Regions from separate parts of the Mus musculus genome. Here region 1 is linked to region 2. The links are chromatin loops, found by intact Hi-C in ENCODE. Cell type or tissue: left cerebral cortex. All regions are shown on one strand. Each heading gives the region's core, and the rest is flanking DNA. Links, peaks and the distances in the headings are about the cores only.

Region 1 (10,193 bases), core at 1,082-9,081, 240 kb after region 2:
ATCCCAAATCTGACCACACACAACTCAACTAAGACCCATCAGAAAGACAAGTCTAATTGCACATTTGTTAACCTTTAGCTTTACTGTATTTAAGCGAACATCCAGCCAAACTTTATATAGAGTCTACCAAACAAAAAAGCCTAGTTAATGATAAAGAAAAATGTGCCTTCCTATCCAAGATTCTGAGAAAAAATATTTAAGAACCATAATGTTAACATTTTGTAAAACTAAGGTGAAGTGCACCAATGCTATAGGCCAGCCCATCAAGCTAGACAACTCTTTCCTTTAGTTCTATTTAAGATCGTGTATATGCCAGCATGATGTGTGGGGTGCTGGTGCCACAGCCTGTGTGTGGAGGTGAGAGGACACCTAGGTGGAAGGAGGGTCCACTCCCTCCTTCCACTTTACGGCGGTGCTTCAACAGCAAGCACCTTTACCTGCTCAGCCATCTTGCCGCTCTTCCTCCCACCTTTTAAATTTTAAATTATTACTGTACGTGTCTGTGCATGACATATATGGAGTATTATCTTAAAACAAACAAACAGGAAGTTACTTGAGAAGTCAGCATATGCAACTAATTTTTAAATATATTCAAAAGATTTTGTCAACTGTCACACTAAAGCAGTGAATGCAGAAATGAGAAATGGTCAAGGAATAAAAACATGACAATGAATGGCTTCTGAAATGAATCAATCATTGGCTTAGATGATAACAGAAATACCGCCATAAAAAGTGGAACTAGCTAGCAAAAACTTGTCATGTACGGCACTATTTATAAATATTTACAATTCCTGAAAAATAGTATAAAAATGAAATTAGATCTGAACCATAAAACAAAACACTATTAGGTAAATCCCTTTTATCTATCAACTCATCACAGGCCAGTAAACTAACATGATACTGAGACAGGATTTTCAGAGTCTGAAAACGTGCGCTCTGAGACAGTCTCATTTTGTTTGGATGAAGCACTGTGTTGGCCTCAACTAATGATGTAAAGAAACTGAAACCTGACCTCAGCACGTCTAAAAGCCGAGGACCCTGCTTTCTGAGGATGACAAGATGCTCTATGAACGGCCACCTAGGTCTCCCTATTTTTGCCTTATTCAAAGAGATTATTATTTTTGCATTCTTACCTTTTCACTGAAACACTCAAGCAAGTCTTGGACATACCCTCGCATTTCTTGCAAAAATTTATACCGTTCACCAATACCCCCAGAAGACCCTTCTAATCTCTCAATAGCCCTGGTGGAGTCCACTCGGCTTTGCAGATGTTTTTCATGCTGCTGTTGATTGGTTTTGTGCAATTCTTTCATGGAGTCCAACCTTAAGAACACAAAAGGATAAATATAACACATTTACATGTAGAACTCAATGTTGTCAGGACTCTTGCAATACTATAATGCATTTTAGTTCCATTACTAGAACATGAAAATATTCGGAATGCATCTTTCTGGCTGTGCTGCTTTTCTTAGAAAAGTAAAATAAAATAAAAAATAAATTTAAGAAGGCAGTTTACAGACTTATTTGGTGGGCTAACCAAAATCTCCTGCTTTGGTCTCCCCCCATCTCTTGACTACACTTTCAGAGTCCGAGAGGTGAAACTCAGCACTGTCTTCCACAAGCTCATGGAGCGGCATTTTAATAACTTTGAGGCTTCCACAGAAGTAATCCAGGAAGGTAGCAGAGCAAAGCAGGAAGTCATCTTCTGTTTGGCTTTTGAAGGTGGGCCAGTGAGTCTTCTTTGCCGGCATGCTGCATCTGCCACCCCAGACTACAGGGTGCCTGAGGGACCAGAAAGCTAGCAGACAGGTCTTTAAGAAGTTGATCTGCCCTACCTGTCTTTAAGCTGTCTCTTTACCAAATCAATAGTAACGGGAGCCATCTCATTACTGGGAGTTTTGAAAGGGACTGTATTATCTGTTTTTTGAGACTTGGCATCTGATGATCCATAGGCTGTGTAACTATACGGTATGCCATAGGATGCACCGTAAGGCATTGTCTGGTAGGTGTTCTGGTAGTACACATTCACTTCACTGGGCTGACTTGCTTGAACCTGAAAAACATGGATGTATGAGCAAACTAATTTTAAAAATAAATACATTTAAAACATTTTAAAAATAAATAAATTAAAAAAATTTTTTAAATAAATAAATTTTAAAAATAAATCTTGTTATGAACAAAAACCAAACAACAGCAAAAATTATACCCACTTCCCACACAGGAATTAAGATAGTAACTACAATATTCTTCAAAATCAAATAAACATAGGGTTGTATAAATTCCTAGGTCCTGGTAAAAATCACTGATTTTATTTCTAATGGTTTTCAGAAAAAGTCTCTCCGAGTTTAGAAAGGAAATAAATGTATGACCCAGCTAACATTTAGGAGGATAAGTGACTTCGTTTACAATTAGGACTCTTCCAGCTACTCCAAGGTCCCCGTCTGCTCCCAACACTACAAGAATGCTCACTTTATGCAGCTTCCTCTGCGCTGCTGCAAAGCACATCACTGCAGCTACCCTGCCAGATATTCTTTATCAATCTCAGTTTTTGCATACCTGGAAACCCATCTTCAAAATTAAAACATTAACAACAAAAACACAACATTTGGTTCAAGGTAGAATTCTCAAGCTGCGGCATGTGACAGAATCACCAAGGAAACTTGCTAAGCGAGCGCTGGGCAAGCCCCACGTTCTGACCCCACTGTGCTCTGTCATGGCTTCCAGATGCTGCTGCTGAAGGACCAGTTGGAGAAACTGGACAATGGTCCTCCATTCTGACTATAAAAAGCAAACTCTGACATAGTGTCTCCTACCGACCTGATGACTACATAACCACATGCCAATTCACCCGTGACAGCCGACTGAGCGGCATAGGCTGGTCACTGTGGTCCACTCCACACTAACAACAACGAAAGCCTGTCCACCTGTTTTCCTCCCGAAGTCTGTCTTCTTACCTGAGGGATGTTAATTCCTTTTCTAATCTGCTCCTGCTCCCAGCGGCTGAGCTCCTCGTCTTGCTCTCCAGTTACTAACGCGTCATCGTCACTCCCCTCAATACCTGAGGCCAGAAAAAAAGAAATCAACATTCAACAACAGGAAGGAAGTGGCCCTGAGCGGTTCTCAAGAACTGAGCACAACTCCTGATCTTGCTAACACGTCTGCTTTGATGTTGTAGATCCTCCTGACTTGGCCTGTTTTAATGATGGCACCCTTCTGTAATGAATAGTATTCAACGTTTCACTTACAATCTTTGGTTTCTTAAGCTCTTTTAAGCTTGACATCAACTCTACAAAGGGAAGCACAGTCTGTATGACTTAGGAACAGAGAGTAACATAAATCTATGTACAGAAAGCCCTTACTACTCGCAACCCAGAACTGCTGAAGACAGAGAGCCGTGGAACATCCTCGTACTCTGGCGAGAACAGTTAACACATAGCTGTTCCAGTGTGGGGTCGTCTGTCTAATGCAGCGCAGTGCGCTTGCTGTCAAGTCCAGCAAGTTACCTATCTCCTCAGCGATCTTTTGTCTTTGTGACTTTTCCTTCACAGAAAAAACGATCCGGCGCTTCTCATCATCGTCCTCATCGTCGCTGGCATCATTCTCGTCCTCGCGGACGAGGCGGCCTTTGCCAGGCTCACTGTCGTGAGGCGTGAAGTCGCCCAGCTCCCGGGCCAGTTGTCGCTTCTTTCTTGCAGCATGTATGAAAGCTGCATCTGGGATTTCTCCTAGAAACAAATGATCAGAATGATAAAAAACACACGTACCTGGGGTGTGAACAGCACTTTCTTAAAAACAGCAAGAATACAATAAATAATCCAAGATGGTCTTGTCAGCATGGTACTTAACCTTGGCTCCTGGTGCCTCTTCCTAAACTCTACATGCAATCCAACTGATGAGCTGTCGATGAACTGCGTCACGATTTCCCCTGCCCAGCAGAGACATCTTTTCCGAGACACTCAGTTCTGGTCCTGTCACCCACATCAGGTGGCTCCCATCCACCTGTAGCTCTAGCTCCAGGGAAACCAACATACTCTTCAGGCTCCTCAGGAACTTGCACTTACATGAACATACCCATACAGATACACCGTACACAGAACATTCTTAAAGTATTTTCTAAGTAATAAGAAACTTTGGAAAACTAAACTTTTGGTCCTTGTATTTTCTACATTTGCAAATATAGAAACAACATGCCTTACAAAGACGTCCTCATTACAAGCATCACTCTGTTGCAATGCCCTAAGGGCCAGGATCCAGGCCATCATCCTGTAAGCACTCACCTGGGCGGAGCACGTTCAGGGAAGACAGAGCATTGGAGAAGGCGCCCCCGGCCTTGGGCTTCTCCTCCTCCTTCTCGCTCTCCATGTCCATTTCATCCTCACCGTGCTCGCTGATGACAACTCCATCTTCTGGGTTTGTGTCCTTAGCATGACACGTTTTGTCCAGAGGCTGGTCACCTGCAGTTTTGAAAAGATCAATTAAAATATACTTAAAGTAGAAAGTCACAAACTATCAAGGCACTGCTTATTAAATCTTGAACTCAGTCCACTAAAACTGACTTCATTTCTAGTACTTAAAAACCTCAACCATGAATATGAAATAGCACAGAAGATAGGACTAGGTAAGGGTAATACAGAGAAAACAGGGATAAAATGACATTTTGGTTAACTTTGTAAAAAATTTAGTAAATGTATCAAAATCTCACTAGGTAATCCTGTGCAGGTGTGCAGGACTGCATGTGGATGTGTGCACATGTGTGCAGGTGTGCAGGACTGCATGTGGATGTGTGCACATGTGTACAGGTGTGCAGGACTGCATGTGGATGTGTGCACATGTGTGCAGGTGTGCAGGACTTCATGTGGATGTGTGCACATGTGTGTAGGTGTGCACATGTGTACAGGTGTGCAGGACTGCATGTGGATGTGTGCACATGTGTGCAGGTGTGCAGGACTGCATGTGGATGTGTGCACATGTGTGCAGCTCCCCTGGAGCTGAAGTTACAGGCTGTTTTAAGTCACCCATGCAAGTGCTAGAAACTGAACTCAGATCCTCTCTAAGAATAGAAAGTGCTCTCAACTGGTGAGCCACCTCTGCATTGCTGCTCACACGCTTTTAACTCATCTACTTTACACCTGCCCTGGACTAAACACTACACCCATTTATGACAGTCTTCTGTTGAGAGCTAAATATTTGGTGGTTGAATGACTGTACCAATACGACTTTTCATCTATCATCAGGATGAAGAGACCCCAACAATTGCATCTACACTGTATGAGCCTGACCCTGTCACAACTCAACATTTAAGTATGTACCACAAAGCACAACAAACCTGATAGATCTGTGAGCCCAGAGTGAGACAGAGACACATTATAGATTATAGAACACTAGGACTATTGACTGGGAGGAAGCCCTGGAATGGCCACATTCTAACATGTAGACAGAGTTCTCAATATCAGTTCCAGTCTGAGTTGAAGGCTGACTTAAGAATACATTCCCACTATGAGTGTGTATCTTTGTAATAAACTGTTCTAGGTCTGTAACACTTCCAATTAACTTAATCTCTGCTATTACTTGCTTTGACCTTGACCCACTGACCTTGATAATGCTTTTCCTGGGTGCAATGAGTACAACTTAAAGAGAAGAGCAAAACTTCCTTCTAAAAGGAAAGACCATCTGTTTCCTCAGTGGATCACCGTCCCACGCTGTTAGCGTGTCCTCCTCCTCAGGCAGTGCCCTTCCTACACATAGCAGTCCTGGGCTAGGAAATCTCAGACCATCCTCTTTCTGATTTGTCAGGCTGTTGTTCTTTAAAGTGCAGCCTTACCTTGCTAGTTACCAACTTCCCTGTTAAGTGCATGTGAAGCCTAAGGCTTTACAAATTAGTTTAGTCCCATGACTAGGTAAAGCACCTTTTTATTTTATGTTATTTTTTAGTATAGAATAGAGTTTATTCAGGGCATGGGGAGGGGAGTTAAGAGAGTTGCAGAGGCAGAAAGAAGGGGGGGGGAGAAGGAGTGAACTAGAGAGGCCATGAGCCATGAGCGTGTGGAGAGAGAGGGGAAGGGAAGCGGGGGGAGAGAAGCGGGGAGGGAAGAGCAAGGCAGCAAGAAAAGAGCAAGAGCTGTTTTTTTTTAAAGTACCTTTTTATTTGAAAGATTATTTTCATATTTATTTTTTATATGTTTGATGATCACATGGTCCCACAGCATACGTGTAGAAGTCAAATGACAACCTTCAGGAATCAATTCTCTCCTTCGGGTGGTGGATTTCTGGGAGCTGAACTAAGGTAGTCAGGCTTGGCAACTTTTTAATTACTGAACCAACTTGCCAGCCCCACTCTACCTATTCCCTCCTCCAAGTCCGGTGGCCTCTCAGACTGAAAACAGATCTAATGCACTCAAAGGGTGAATGAGCCTATAGATATTTTAAAGCTCGTGGGTCACTACTTGCAGTTTATTACTGTGGTAAAATAAAATAAACTTGAACTATAGCATATGAAGATGGCTCAACAGATAGAAGTGTCTTGCAAGCCTGCTGGCCTGAGTTTCATGCCCACTACCCATCTAGTGGAAGGCAGGAAGCGCCTCCTGCAGGCTGTCCTCTGACCTCCCCTTACAGCACGCGTGCACGCAGACATAAACACACACACACACACACACACACTCTCTCTCTCTCTCTCTCTCTCTCTCTCTCTCTCTCTTTTCTGAGTGTCTACTTAGTGTTAAACACACCCATACACTGTGTGACCATCAGCCACTCACTCCCATTGCTCCTCACATACATCCTTTCATAAGCGGTAAATCTATACCTGGTAGGCAGTAGCAGTTTGTGCATTTGTTGACAATCAGTTGCTTAGGTGTGATGTCCCCAGATCTAGTCAATGACAGGCAGGCTGTCAGACTTTCCTTCCCAAGCTTCACTAGGGCACTGCGTGTGCACACACGTCCTATCCAGCTGCTCACCTGTGTGCTAGCTGCAGGGAGTGCTGGGAAGATGAGCACACAAATCCCTCTTCAAGACCTTGGTTTTCTTTTCAAGCTATGTCTGTCACAAGTGTCAGTCCTGAGTCTTCTGGTCTAGTCACATACTCAACTCTACCTCTACCCAGGTCCTCTTTTTTTTTTTTTTTAAGATTTATTTATTTATTATATGTAAGTACACTGTAGCTGTTATCAGACACTCCAGAAGAGGGCATCAGATTTCGTTACGGATGGTTGTGAGCCACCATGTGGTTGCTGGGATTTGAACTCGGGACCTTCGGAAGTGCCAGCCCTACCCAGGTCCTCTTAGCAACTGTCCTAGTTACTCATTTTGACTGTTCTAAATATCAACTATTATCAAATCATACAGTATTTGTTGTTCACCTTCCTCACCAGTAGTGCAGAAATATTCTAGTTTCTTTATGTTGTCAACATTTGCAATTTGCTGAGGGGTTTTCCTTTTTTTTGTAAAAAAAAAAAATAGGCATCTTAATGGGTATATAGAAGTAAACAACCCCAGTACATTCTCAGTTAAAAGTTATTATATGTGTGTGTATGTATATATGTTTTTTTCAGTTCTGCACCTCAAATGGATACATGTTTGAGTATTGATCCCCGGGAGCACAGGAGGCCCACAGCTGTAAGGAGGTGATTACTCTCAAGGCTACCCTAGCCTGTGTGGGTGGAGGCCAGCCTGGTATATATAAGGGCCTGCCTCGACAAGGCTCCACTGAGCCCTTCAGTTTAGTTTAGGAATACCACAAAGCCAGGGTTTCATCAATGATGCTTTTAAGTTAATTCATCTTTGCCTACCTAAGGACTTACAAGTACAGAGATCTAGACGATGTGTTCCAACAGTACTTCCAGGACTGCTGTTTCAAGAACAGGAAGGACAACCTATGGTACCTACCAACAGATGTTTCTACCTCTGGGGAGAACACTGAATTCCCCAATGAGTATAGAACCCAGCAACAGTAGGAGACAGGAAAATCACAAAAGATAGCCTTAAGAACTTTCTACTGACTTCTGTCTGACCCTCACACACCCAGGCCTTTCTTAATTTCCACTCTGTGCCCCTCGAGGAACTTGTAGACAGTCAGTTCTCAACAACTCAGGGAGCGGACCAGTTCCCAAGATGCAGAAATAGTTCCATTCTGTAAAACACTCTTTCTCCCACCCGCCCTCCTAGACCACAACAATGCACAGTTCTCATTTACCCTGGCACAAAGTTTCAATTTGGCTGCTGCTTCTAACAGCATACATGAAGTGCATCAATTTTTCCTAGGAATGATTCTCAAAAAGCCAGTTTCTGCAAACCGCCCCTCCTGAAAGTGTTTCTCTGGGTAGCCCTGGCTGTCCTGGAACTTGCTCTTTAGACTAGGTTGGCCTCAAACTCACGAGATCCACCTGCCTCTGCCTCCTGAGTGCTGGAGTTAAAGGCCTTCTGGCAGCACTGCCTGGCAACAGCAATCACTTTTAACCCACCCACAATTTCCCAGGAAAAATGTCAATCTTAATCAACTTTCTAAGGCACTAGGTTCAAAGTTGGCCACTAAGTTTCAACTGTTTTAGGACTCCAACCTCTGCTTGTAGCAACTCAGGACACCTGTTAACAGCAGGTTACAGTTTCAAAGGCTATTTACCATGTCCTGTCTCCAGCTCTAACCCTTACTGCATTTCATTCACAACCCGTCAACAACTTGTCTTTTACATTCAAACACTGAACTACTCACTTCACAAAGAGCTAGTCAAATGTACTTGCTCCTTGGTGGTATTCCCACACTTTCTCCTGTTTTGGGAATTCCAATCTATGATCTAGCTTCACATCCTACTTTTCTACAAAGCTGTCCCCTTTTTTCTAAAAATGTGTAGTTAACCTTTGACCTACAGGCCAGACTGTCTGCTAACACTTCTGTTGAATATTTATGTAACACTCTCCATTGCTACACTGTAAACTTGAGATATAACAGTATTCTTATTCAAGCCATGCCTGTAGCTGAGAACCTGGGAAATACTCTCTTTAAGCCTTTGGAATAAAGATCTCTCTGAAACATCTGTATGAGAGTAACCAGTTATAATGAATGCAAACAACAACCATGTAAAGTAACTGCTTGAAACACTTTAAACTTTGGGACTGGTTTATTGATAGAATGTTTGCCTCCAGAAAAAGTAGAGGGAAAGTTTTAAACTTGAGTTTTGAGAGGACAATGTCCCTGGCCTCTTAGTATCAAATAAGGCTGCTGAGTACTGGTATTACCAACATCAACTTCTTACGCGTTCTGTAAGAGCTATTTTCAATATGGAAATACTACCAGAGGAACTCAAGTCTGTCTCTGTGAAACAGCAGTATAAAAATTTTAAATAGAATAATCTGTCTTTATGGCTCAAACAGGAAATCTCTCTTCCTTTTCCATACAACAGTCTCTATATTAGCAAGAATTCAGAAGCAACAATCCATCTTTTTTTTTTAATGTGTGAGAAAAATTATAGAACAGTATTGCAAACTTAATGTGGACATTGGTTAGTAGAAAGAGTTCACAATATATACTGCAAAGCCCTGTGGGAAGGAACTGCTATCTTCTCTCACTTGAAAGAATTATCTGATACTTACTGTCAGCTGCTGTGTTGAGTTCTGTCTTGATCTTTGATTTTTCAAGGTCTTCTTTATATTCTTTCTTAAGCAATTTAACTATCTTTTTGCTGTAACTTGATTTCTTTACTTTGAACACTTCTTCATTTTCTTAAGAGAAACAGAATGAAGTCTGTAAGACACCAACTCAGAAAGTGCTCTCCCTTCCTCGTGCCTTTGTGCTGTTTTCATTCTGCCAGCATATTTTCACACACACAAGTCATTACAAAATCTGAAGTTTATTGCAATCTATTGCAGACTCAAAAATGGGTATTGCCAGGCTTGGCAGCAAATGCCTGGGATCCCAGAGCTGGGCAGCCAAAGGCAGGCAGCTCTCTGAATTTGAGTTCAGCCTAGACTACAGAGTGAGTTCCAGATCAGCCAGGGCTATAGTATAGAGGCTCTGTTTCAACAAAACATAATTAAAACAAACAAAAAATAGTATCAATTCCAGAAACTAAATGAAAATTTTAGTGAGTAACCCAAGGAACTTCAAAATTGTTAAATTTTGGCATATTTCACCCATCTCAGGATAAAAAAGTATTTAGAATGCTTCCTTAAAACATTAAGTCAAGAAACCTAAAACA
Region 2 (10,193 bases), core at 909-8,908:
GTTTGTTTTGTTTTGTTTTTTAACCACATTTCTGACTAGGGAGCAGGCGAGAGTTCTTACATACAGGACCCACATCAAGATCTCAGCACCACCCAGGGCTACCCCAAACCCCTGTTACTGTGCTTCAGGAAATTGTATTCCAGATGGGTGGTTCAAGTATATAATGCAATGGAATAGCATGTAAGCATACATAAGACTGACACTTCATGCGTCCCGCTCAGCACGCTCTCTCGGAAAGCGCTCACTTCTGTTTCATCTTTGCTAGCACTGAGTACCATGTGGTGAGCTCAGATTACTTTAGGTGAAGGGTTTCCCAGCCTCTACTCTGGGAACTGCCCCGCAGGATGTGTTGTAACGTCACTGGTCTTATCCATAAGGGACTGTTGGTACCATGCCACCGTGACAATCAGAACTATCTCCAGACACCTTCAAGTGGTCTCCCCTAGCGGAGAATGGGTCAGTCACCCTGAGTGAGGAGAATCCCTGATGTAAACACTACCTGATGTGCCATCCGTGCTTCTTAGTCTTTTGTAAAGCACTGGATTCTAACTTTTCATTTCAGGGGGTCAGTTTGTTCACTGATCACTGAAGGTATCTATATACAATTCGTGATCCTTTTACCAAGTTTTAAATGTTTCTTAAGATATCTAAAAAAGGCAGAATATGCAACATGACTCAAATGAACACTTGGGCAGGTTTGTAAAGAAAGTATCATTTGCAATTTACAGTCCAAACTGCTGCAGCTGAGGTCATATGACAGCTTTTCCCTTATAGTCGCAAAGCGGCCAGGCTGCTTGAGTTCCCGCTCTTCTTTAACCTTCCAGCCCCAAACTAACTCCCCACCAATGCCAAGTTTAAGCCTAAGTAGCTCTTGTCCAAACTACCTCACTGTAAGTTCAGCTCTGAAGCCCCCTGGGGGCCGGGGAGTGAGGACAGGCCTTTACTCATCCTCAAAGACAACAAGACACACAAGACAGCAAACACGTACCTTTGTTTTCAGTGTGGACAATAAAATGTTGATGGTAGAAATCTTATCCTCCTTTATACCTGAGCTAAAGATGCAGGGGATAAATTCTGAAAAATGAATGTTGCAAAGAATTAAATAAACGCATGGAACTTTGAAATGTAGAGCAAATAATGCCACACCTGATTTCTGTGCCAGGTTCACAGTTTCAACAGTAAACTGGTTCCGTGGCACAGGGACTCAAGGACATCTCAAGGTAAAACAATCACAGAACTTTCAGGAAGGGTGGTAGTTGCCCAGCCCCATTTAGCGTTTCCTTGCATGAAGTAACAGTCACCTGGTGCTATTTGGTGGGGGGTGGGGGTGGGGTGGGGGGGGGTAACCGAGCATGGTAGCAACCCTGGAAATCTTTTCCACCTAATGAGCTCAGGGGTGCTTGGGATGTCCTGGGCTCTGAGCTGCTTCACAGCGCAGAGGGGGTAGTCTGTTTGCCCTTCTCTCTACCTACAAGACAGCTGCAGACCCAACAATCTGTCTCACTGGCTACACACAAGCCTAAAGAACACACACAATCCTACAAAGAGAACTCATTCTTTTTTTTTTGTTTTTAAAGTCAAAGCACAAATTTCAAGTTAACCATAATCCTCTACTCAGCAGCAAACACGGTGCCATCCGAGTTGGCTTGGTTCTGCCGGGTCCAGCTGCTCTGCCTGATGGTCCTGCTGCTTTTCTCTACTCACCCCCGTCCCTGCAACACTGACCTCAGTGGGTATGGGGACACCTAGTGCTCCGTCTGCTCACCCCATCCCCTGCTAACGGTTAGCTGGAGAGCGATGGATGCTGGCACTCAGCCTGCTTTCTCACTATCATTGAGGCCCATGGGATGGTAATGTTTACATTCGTCTCTCTGCTTCCTGACCATGGCTTCAATGTCACCAGCTACTTCACACTCTTGCCATCATGCCTTCCCTGCCATGAAAGACTGTTCCCTAAACTAACACAAGCCCAGATAAACCTCTCCATCCTTCAGTTGCTTGTCAGGTACTTTGTTACAGCAAAAAGAAAAGTCACTAATGTAGACCTTAAGCAAATGCAATCTCTCTCCTCCCCTCACGCTCTGACCAACAGCAACAGAGCCACCACACGGCCCAGGCTGACCACAGACAGTCTCACTTTTACTCAGACCCTCACCCGTAGCACGAAGCTCAGTTCCCCTGCCCTGGCTGAGGCAGAAGGGTTGGTCACCAACCACTTAGGCTATAGCACATGGGGACTCTCCCAAGGACTTAGCCCAGTGCTCTTCTAGGACATAAGGGTAAGATTCTGGAACTCTGAGCGACTGCTATATGCTACCACAGGACAGTCATTACTATCTTTCTGAAGCTCTTAATAAAACACTAATGTTCCTAATAACTGGCAAGCCTTGCTCCAAGGAGGCAGTCACCAGAGGTGGTCAAAGTGAAGCTCCCTTACATTCTGTAATATTCTAATAACATGGAGTACAGCCATAATAGCAATCAATTTATCTGTCTATGTTAGTTATTATGGTGCAGAAATCAAACTCCTTGTATATGTTAAGTAGGCGCTATACAACTGAGCTATATCCCAAACCCTTATACTTTTTTTTTTTTTTTAATTATTGCAATTACTGGGTCTGGAGAGACGGCTCAGTGGTTAAGAGCAATAGCTGCTCTTCCAGAGAACCCAGGTTTGATTCCCAGAACCTACATTAATAGATCAAAACTGTTTCTAACTGCAGTCCCAGGAGATGTGATGCCCGCCTCTGTCCTCTGCAGGGGCCACAAGCATGTAGTCTATAAACATACACACAGGGGAAACAACAGACACATAAAAAATAAATAAGTAAAAATGTTAAAAAATATAAATACTAAGAAAAATCGGAGCTATGAATCTGCGTGTCCTTTGGAACAAAAGCCATGAAGCCTCCTGTTTGCGTCTCAAGGTTGTGCTGGCATCCCAGATGGCCTCAAGGGAACACCAACCAGTGCTGTCAACACACAACTGCTCAAAGGCATCGTCCGAGCACTGTAGCACGCACTGCAGCTACAGAGGCTGCAGCCTCTTTTGGAAGAAACCCTTGCGGTAGGTTCCCTGAACCTCACACGTCCCCAAGGGACAGGGCACTCCCACCTTTTATCTCCAGGACTTGTCCAATGGTGTTGTCATCACCCGCAATTAGGAAGGAAAGGGCAAACTGGATGTAGGCCAGCCGGACGTCATGCACTCCCTGTAGGACAAAGGAGACTCACATGTCACATGCTGCCATTACAGAGAAGAACACAGAAGGCACGTACGCCTAAGTTTCTTTAGTTCACTCTAGGATAGGGACAAACATCCTTTGCCTGCTGGGATCAATCCCCTTTGCTTGCTAATGAAAACAATTATTTGTGTTTTAGGAAAGCCAGAGATAATGGAGACATGGTGCTGCTTCTGATGAGAGGCCAATGTGGTGAGATCTGGTTATTAGAAATTGTAAATCAGTTATTAACACTGAAAAGCAAAGGACAGATGATGCTTCATGTTACGAACACACGGGCATCTGGGATACAGCTCACAGGCATTGCTATGACCCAGGGAGGCAGGCACAAAAGCCATAACAAGCACCCAACACTTGTGGAGAAGCCATGGGCCATCTCATCAGCTTTCCCTCCCAATGTTAAGGTATATTCATGTCTCAGCACAAGGGAGTGAAGGCACAGGTCGCCTCAGCTGCTCCAGCACGGGAACATGTATTTAGAGCCTCCACCACTCAGACAGAAAACCTTTCCAATTCCCAGTTACTCCAACAATTGGAATGCATTGCAAGAATCAAGTTAATATGAGAGAAAGTATGTTCTTGAACACCTGGCAAGACCAAGGACTCAGCATCCCTGCCGTCCAGATCACCCTGGCCCGCTCAGGAGTTAATAGAAGAGGTGGCAGCAGTCACTGTGAACGCGTGAGGACAATGGCGGTGTGTAATGAGCACCTGCTTCATGCATGCCAGGCTCAATGACAAACTGAATCCCTGACACCTCCTTCAGCTCTCAACAGCCCATGGGAGCACTCACACTTTACAAATGAGTTGGAAAAAGACTCATTATCACCACCACCATCACCACCAACCTTCTTCTTCTCTCAAGTCAAGACTGCAGAGGCAGTCTGGGCCCGGAATCCCTAGTGCCCAGTTCTGTCACTTTAGATTTTTCTAGAGTATGAGTACAAGAATAAACTTGACAAAATCTTCCTGTAAGATCTTCCAATAAAGAATTTCTAAATGAAAAAAAAATGGCTACCATATACTAGTTCCCATCCTAGATCACAACCAACCTCCAATCTCAAGTCCTATACTGCAGAGACTAGACTGACCAATCTCAGAGCCAAGGCACCCACCCTCCTTAGGCTAGGCACTGCCACAGGCTTCCAGCCTACCCTTCAAAGGCATCCCACTCCCACTGAAGACAGCCTGTGCCGACTCCTCGTTCCCACCCTACGACCTCACAGGGACATCATCCCAGAAAGGAAACGTTCTGAACTTCTCTAGACTTGTTCTGAAAAATACTTTCTAAAATAGGCTGAAACATTTGGCAAAGCTGCTCTTTGGCACAAGATTTTAACAATGCTTTCTTTGGCTGAGTAAACAGAGACATGATCTACTTTCTTCAAAAACATTAAAATATACCTTACAAAACAGAAAGGACTCTCCATCTCCAACAACTTCAGAGTATTGGGATGGGGAGCCTCAAATGCTTGAGATACTTAAAGACACCCGACAAACCTATTAGGCAAATACAACAAAAATATGGTCCTTGTTTAGACCCAGATTTGAACCAAAAAGTATAAAAATGTTTTTGAGACTGGAAGATCCAAAGACCAAACTGGCTGTTCATGGTGAGAAATTATTAATGGTGACCGTCCCATAATACCATTGTGGTTTTGTTTTTAAAGACATTATTCTGCTAAGAGTGCATGCTGAAATATTTATACTGAAATATTATTCTCTTTTGAGATTTGCTATAAAAGTCAACTGGAAAGGTGGACTGTAAAGTGGGTGAAGGTGGCTGACACTGGCTAAAGCTGGAACTCGAGGTTCCGTGTGCTGCTCTATTTTTAACGCCTCTGGCTTTTGAAAAAGCTTAATGTCTGGCTGTCACTGACCACAATATACCTAAAGGAGCTTATGCAGATCACACAAGGCAAGTACAAGCACTTGCAATGGGACAGAGCCTTCCACTTTGCAGAGTTCAGGGATAAAACAGTGCCCCCTGGAGCCTGGCTGAGCAGCTGCTGTAGCCAGGGTATGGGAGGAAGAGCCCTAGCTGGGCTTTCCACATTGTCCTGGCTATCTGGGTGGCCTGAATACACCTTACTCATTCAGCTTGGATCACTCTTTTCATTATAAGTGCATTTCATGTCCAAAGCCTTACCCACTGATGGGAATATGTTGACATGTTAATAAAGTCTAAGGGACACTGAGACCTGGACTTTCTTCCCTCAGACACGGCCTTATTTAAAATTCTATAAACCCTTAACACCAGGCTAGACTCGAAACCATAAAAGTTTCAGCATTATTATGAACCCATCAGACTACTTTCTAGCAGTTAAGAAATCTAATTGCCAGGCATACTAGGACAAGGAACTAGCATATTGTCTGTTTTTAACAGAGGACATGCACAGCAACACAGTCGTCCACCTCAGCCAGGGCATAGTATGTGTTCACTGTGCTCTATTCTCAGGGGGAAAACACTCAGGCCTTGGCTGTGCACAGCACTGAGCACCATTAGGAGCCAATCTGGCAAGCGAGAACAGGTGCTACCAAGACCTGCAGCTGGCCCCTACGCTGGGAGCTTAGACATCTGTGGTGGGTTTTCTTCTCCAGAGCCCTGCCATGCCCAGTGTCAGCTCTAGAGCTATACCAGTGAACTCATACATGCTCCTGACATCCAAGCAGTCCTTCTCCACCCTTGCTGGTACGCTCAGCTTCTACCCGGTGGAGACGACACTGGGGGGGGGGGGGGGGGCAAAGGTCAGTCCCCACAGCTTCAGGAGCCTGCTCTGGTTTAGCGTTGCAAAGGATTTCTCTAAAGGGGACACAATGGCAAGGAGACTGGGACGCTATATAAACTCACAGCTGTGAGGCAGAGAGGGGCTCTCCTATTCACTCAGAGGAGAGCTTAAATCTATCCTCCTAGGCAGAGAACAAAGCCACCAAGACAACCTCATCCCCTTTGGGTAGGCCCAGATCTTCTCAGATGTCCCAGTGGTTCAGGTTCTGCTGAGCCACTGGACCATCAAAGCCAGACTTGGGGTGAGGGGGTGAGGGAAAGGCTGCTGCCCTACTCAAAGACGTGGCCTTCTGCAGCTGTGTGAGGACCAAGGGAAGGGAGGGAGAGAAACCACCACCAAAGTCTCCCAAAGGGAAGGGAACTACGGACAACCATGACACTGGAGCTCTCACCTTTGAATCCCTCTTGGTCACCAAGGCAAACAAGGCTTTTTTATTCAAATCCAAAGAGCTGCACACATCTCTGGCAGCTTCAGGACCCTGGGTCACCATGGCAGTCATCAGGTCCAGGCAGGCTCGAGCCATCCTGCACAGGGACAGGAAAGCACGTGTCAGGAATAGGAGCAGCACTAGGAGGGACCCAGAGCATACCTGCTGTAGGATTTTCTACCCAAAACCAGGGAAGAGGACAAAGCCTCAATGCTCTTCTCTTTCATTTTTTAAAAGCATGACCAAAACGTTATAAGGAACTAAAAAAAGCCAAGGAAAGATTATAATACAAAAATGAAAAAAATTATTATTATTTAAGACAGAGATTCACTATGTATGTAGTAGCTCTGGCTAAAATGGAACTCACTCTGTAGAGACTGGGCTGGCCCTGAACTCACAGATATCTGCTTGCATCTGTCTCTTGAATTCTGGGATTAAAGTGTAAGCTATCATACCCATTACTAAAGACAAACGTTTTATCGTCAAGTGACCATCAGTGTCCGAGCAGCCACATCCCAGTCACTGTGTTTTGGGGACATAAAGGACAACTTTAAAGAGGTGTCTCCAAAAGTGCCCTCTAGGCAGCCTTCTTCTCTGAGCTTGCCAGACTTGGTGGTTCCATGCCAGGTGTTGTTCTAGACCCTGGAGAATACGATGCTATGATCCTCTGCACACACTTAGGGAAGAAGACAGTCAATAGATGTAGACCATTGTGTCAAATGCACAGGTATTTGTCTGCATGCAGAAAACTAAAGTGGGACACGGAGACAAAAAAGGACAGTGGGACTGTTACTGGCCTAAGATGGTCGGTGAAGACCATACAGGCCTTTCCTCTGCAAAGTATTGAGGAATACATAGACCATGGTTACTTAGAAATGAACCATCTAGGCAGAACAGGCTATGTAAGGCATGGTTGAGTCCCAGGACAGTGAAGAGAGCAGCCTAGAGCAGAAGGGACGCTTGGTGTGAGAAGTCGGCAGTGGTCCCTGCAGGTCACTGATTAAGAATGGGCTGAGTCAGGGTCTGAACAAGTTCAGTAACAGCCAACCTAGCGGCTGGTCCCTGGCCACCGACACACAGCTCACCTGTAACCAGACGCATACAGGGACTCACAGAGGAGCTTCATGTGGTTGTACAGCAGCTTCTTCACAATGTTGGCACCCACCACGTGGAAATGCGTAAGATCACTGGCTGTCCTCAGTAATATGGCCTCGAAAGCTTGAAATATTAACAGCATCTGCAAAGGCAGAATTGAACAGTGCCAATCATTTCACTCTCGCCTTAGCTGGGGTTACGACATTAGCCCTTCCCAGATCCTGAGCCAAAATAACAAGAGGGAAGCAGGCAAGAGTTCACCAGCCTTACCCAGGCTCTGAACTACACACATACAAGAGGCTGCTTAGCTTCACAAGACAAAAGCAAAGGACAAAACTTTATTGAGGATGAAATTCAGTTCTCTGAAGACATTCAGTTCCACAGCCTTACAACTAGAGTCCAGTTCCATATGTGTTCTGAGTCTCTAACACACAGCATTTCCCTAAGCAAACCTAGTGCACTATAAGAACCCATAATCCTGGGGCTGGAAAGATGGCTCAGCAGTTGAAAGACCTGGCTGCTCTTGCAGAAAACCTGAGTTCAGTTCCCAGCACCCACTCAGCAGTTCACAACTGTCTGTACCCAAGTCCCAGGGAACTCAATGCCTTCTTCTAGCCTCTGTGGCAATAAGCATGTGTGTGGTGCACATACATACATGCATGCATGCATACATACATACATACATGCAAAATACTCATACACATAAAAATAAATGAATAAACACTTTTTAAAAACTGTAATCTTGGCTTATGACATTATTATAAACTATTAGAGAGAAGTTGCTGTTTTCCACAAAGGCCACAGAAGCAAAGCATTGGAATAAGAGGTCACTTTCTAAAGGAAGCTGGTAATGACCAAGACATGGATATATCACACTTTGCCAAGCTCACTGCTACACAACACAGACTTCTCCTCATCATGCAAGTAAGAAACAACCTACTTCACTCTCGGGCCGCTTCTCCCCACTCAGGAGCTGGAAAATCTCTGCACATTCCATGGAAATCTTGATGTAGCCCTCGACAACATCACACATGTCTTCCTGCGGTAGCTTCTTGGCAGCAGAGACGAAGGCTTCCAAAGCTGAAATAGGAGTTAAGAGATCAACAGGACAGTCTCCTCAGAAACCATCACAGCCACCACTACACCATACTTCCTTGTTCAGTGACTCCCACCCAAAGAGGCAAAGAACCCACTGAACTAAGGCGGCAACTCCTACAAGGCTATCTGAAGACAGGACTTCTAAGAGACAATTAAGGATGAGTGAGGTCATCAGGTTGATGTCCTAATAATAAGGGACACCAGAGAGATCTTGGAAGAGGTGAGGTCTTATGAGGACACAGTGAAAGGCAACTGTGTGCAGCTCAGGAGTAGCCTTCATGCACATTACATTGGGTTCTTTCTACCCAGATCTGCAAGAACATAAATGCTGTTTAGCATCTGGTGTGCAGTCTTTAGTTACAGTGGCCCCTGGCAGATGAACCCATGTGTACATTATAAAAGCATTCAAATGAAGCCAGTATAAGAAAGAAGCTGGTTGTGGGCAAACTCATGCTGAAATTCTGGCTCTAGCCCTAGAAGACGACTTGATTCTGCAGGTGAGAGCCATAAATTGTACAGAGTCAACTATATCTTTCTTCTTGGACAGCAGCTCTATGTGGCTGACTCGAGCCAGTCTGCGCCATCTGGTCAGGTATGAGGAGTAAGGAGCAAGGCCGGGCACTATGAACACAGCAGGTAAGAACACACCAATTAAAAACAGAAGTGTGTGGCAAACACCTGGACCTACATCCTAGAGTAACTGCCTATTAGCTCCATGGTGGTGGGCAGGTCACTGAATGCTGAGTTCTGATACCTTATCTACAACATGAGCAAGAGCAAGGGGCCACCTAACCGGGCTTACATAAAGTCTAAAGGGGCTGATGCTGGTACTGCATACAGCACAAAGTAAAGCCTTCGAAGCCCGCTGCACTTGGGTGGCCTCTGCTCACACTCAGGCCTTCTCAACCTCACTTCCTACTGCGTGTAGCGTTTCCCCTGCAACTGTACTCGCTCCTTAAACATTCTCAAGGAACGCTGCTGCCCTAGGCTCCCGCAGCGCAGCCAAGTGCAACAGTGAGCAAGTACCACATCTGACAGAGGTGGCCCAGGGTGACAGTGGCTCTATCCCTCAGGTCTCCTAGGCTCCCGCAGCCCAGCCAAGTGCAACAGTGAGCAAGTACCACATCTGACAGAGGTGGCCCAGGGTGACAGTGGCTCTATCCCTCAGGTCTCCTAGGCTCCCACAGCGCAGCCAAGTGCAACAGTGAGCAAGTACCACATCTGACAGAGGTGGCCCAGGGTGACAGTGGCTCTATCCCTCAGGTCTCCTAGGCTCCCGCAGCCCAGCCAAGTGCAACAGTGAGCAAGTACCACATCTGACAGAGGTGGCCCAGGGTGACAGTGGCTCTATCCCTCAGGTCTCCTAGGCTCCCACAGCGCAGCCAAGTGCAACAGTGAGCAAGTACCACATCTGACAGAGGTGGCCCAGGGTGACAGTGGCTCTATCCCTCAGGTCTCCTAGGCTCCCGCAGCCCAGCCAAGTGCAACAGTGAGCAAGTACCACATCTGACAGAGGTGGCCCAGGCCGACAGTGGCTCTATC

What was found. Peaks named below come from ENCODE experiments on the same cell type or tissue, not always from the same donor. Only the 100,000 strongest peaks of a DNase experiment are listed, where the experiment ranks them.
Region 1: it touches region 2 in a loop (2.0-fold over the local background); 5 of 42 quality-filtered maps call a loop at or near these places.

Annotation. Positions count from the first base shown.
Region 1 is chr16:91,032,965-91,043,157 of GRCm38, forward strand. It overlaps Paxbp1 (PAX3 and PAX7 binding protein 1), which reads right to left. Exons shown (of 18, transcript NM_026110.2): 2 at 9,589-9,717; 3 at 4,278-4,454; 4 at 3,504-3,725; 5 at 2,955-3,058; 6 at 1,836-2,053; 7 at 1,134-1,323. Among named protein-coding and RNA genes, the nearest start is that of Paxbp1, 6.3 kb to the right of the region's middle. In left cerebral cortex, for the core only: no CTCF peak of the experiment used is centred there; a DNase peak (open chromatin) is centred at 5,665.
Region 2 is chr16:90,796,905-90,807,097 of GRCm38, forward strand. It overlaps Urb1 (URB1 ribosome biogenesis 1 homolog (S. cerevisiae)), which reads right to left. Exons shown (of 39, transcript NM_029497.1): 2 at 8,494-8,633; 3 at 7,544-7,695; 4 at 6,423-6,555; 5 at 3,116-3,212; 6 at 989-1,074. Among named protein-coding and RNA genes, the nearest start is that of Urb1, 8.4 kb to the right of the region's middle. In left cerebral cortex, for the core only: a CTCF peak has its summit at 5,239 (motif pointing left); DNase peaks (open chromatin) are centred at 3,161, 4,004, 4,509 and 5,223; H3K27ac peaks cover 375 bases.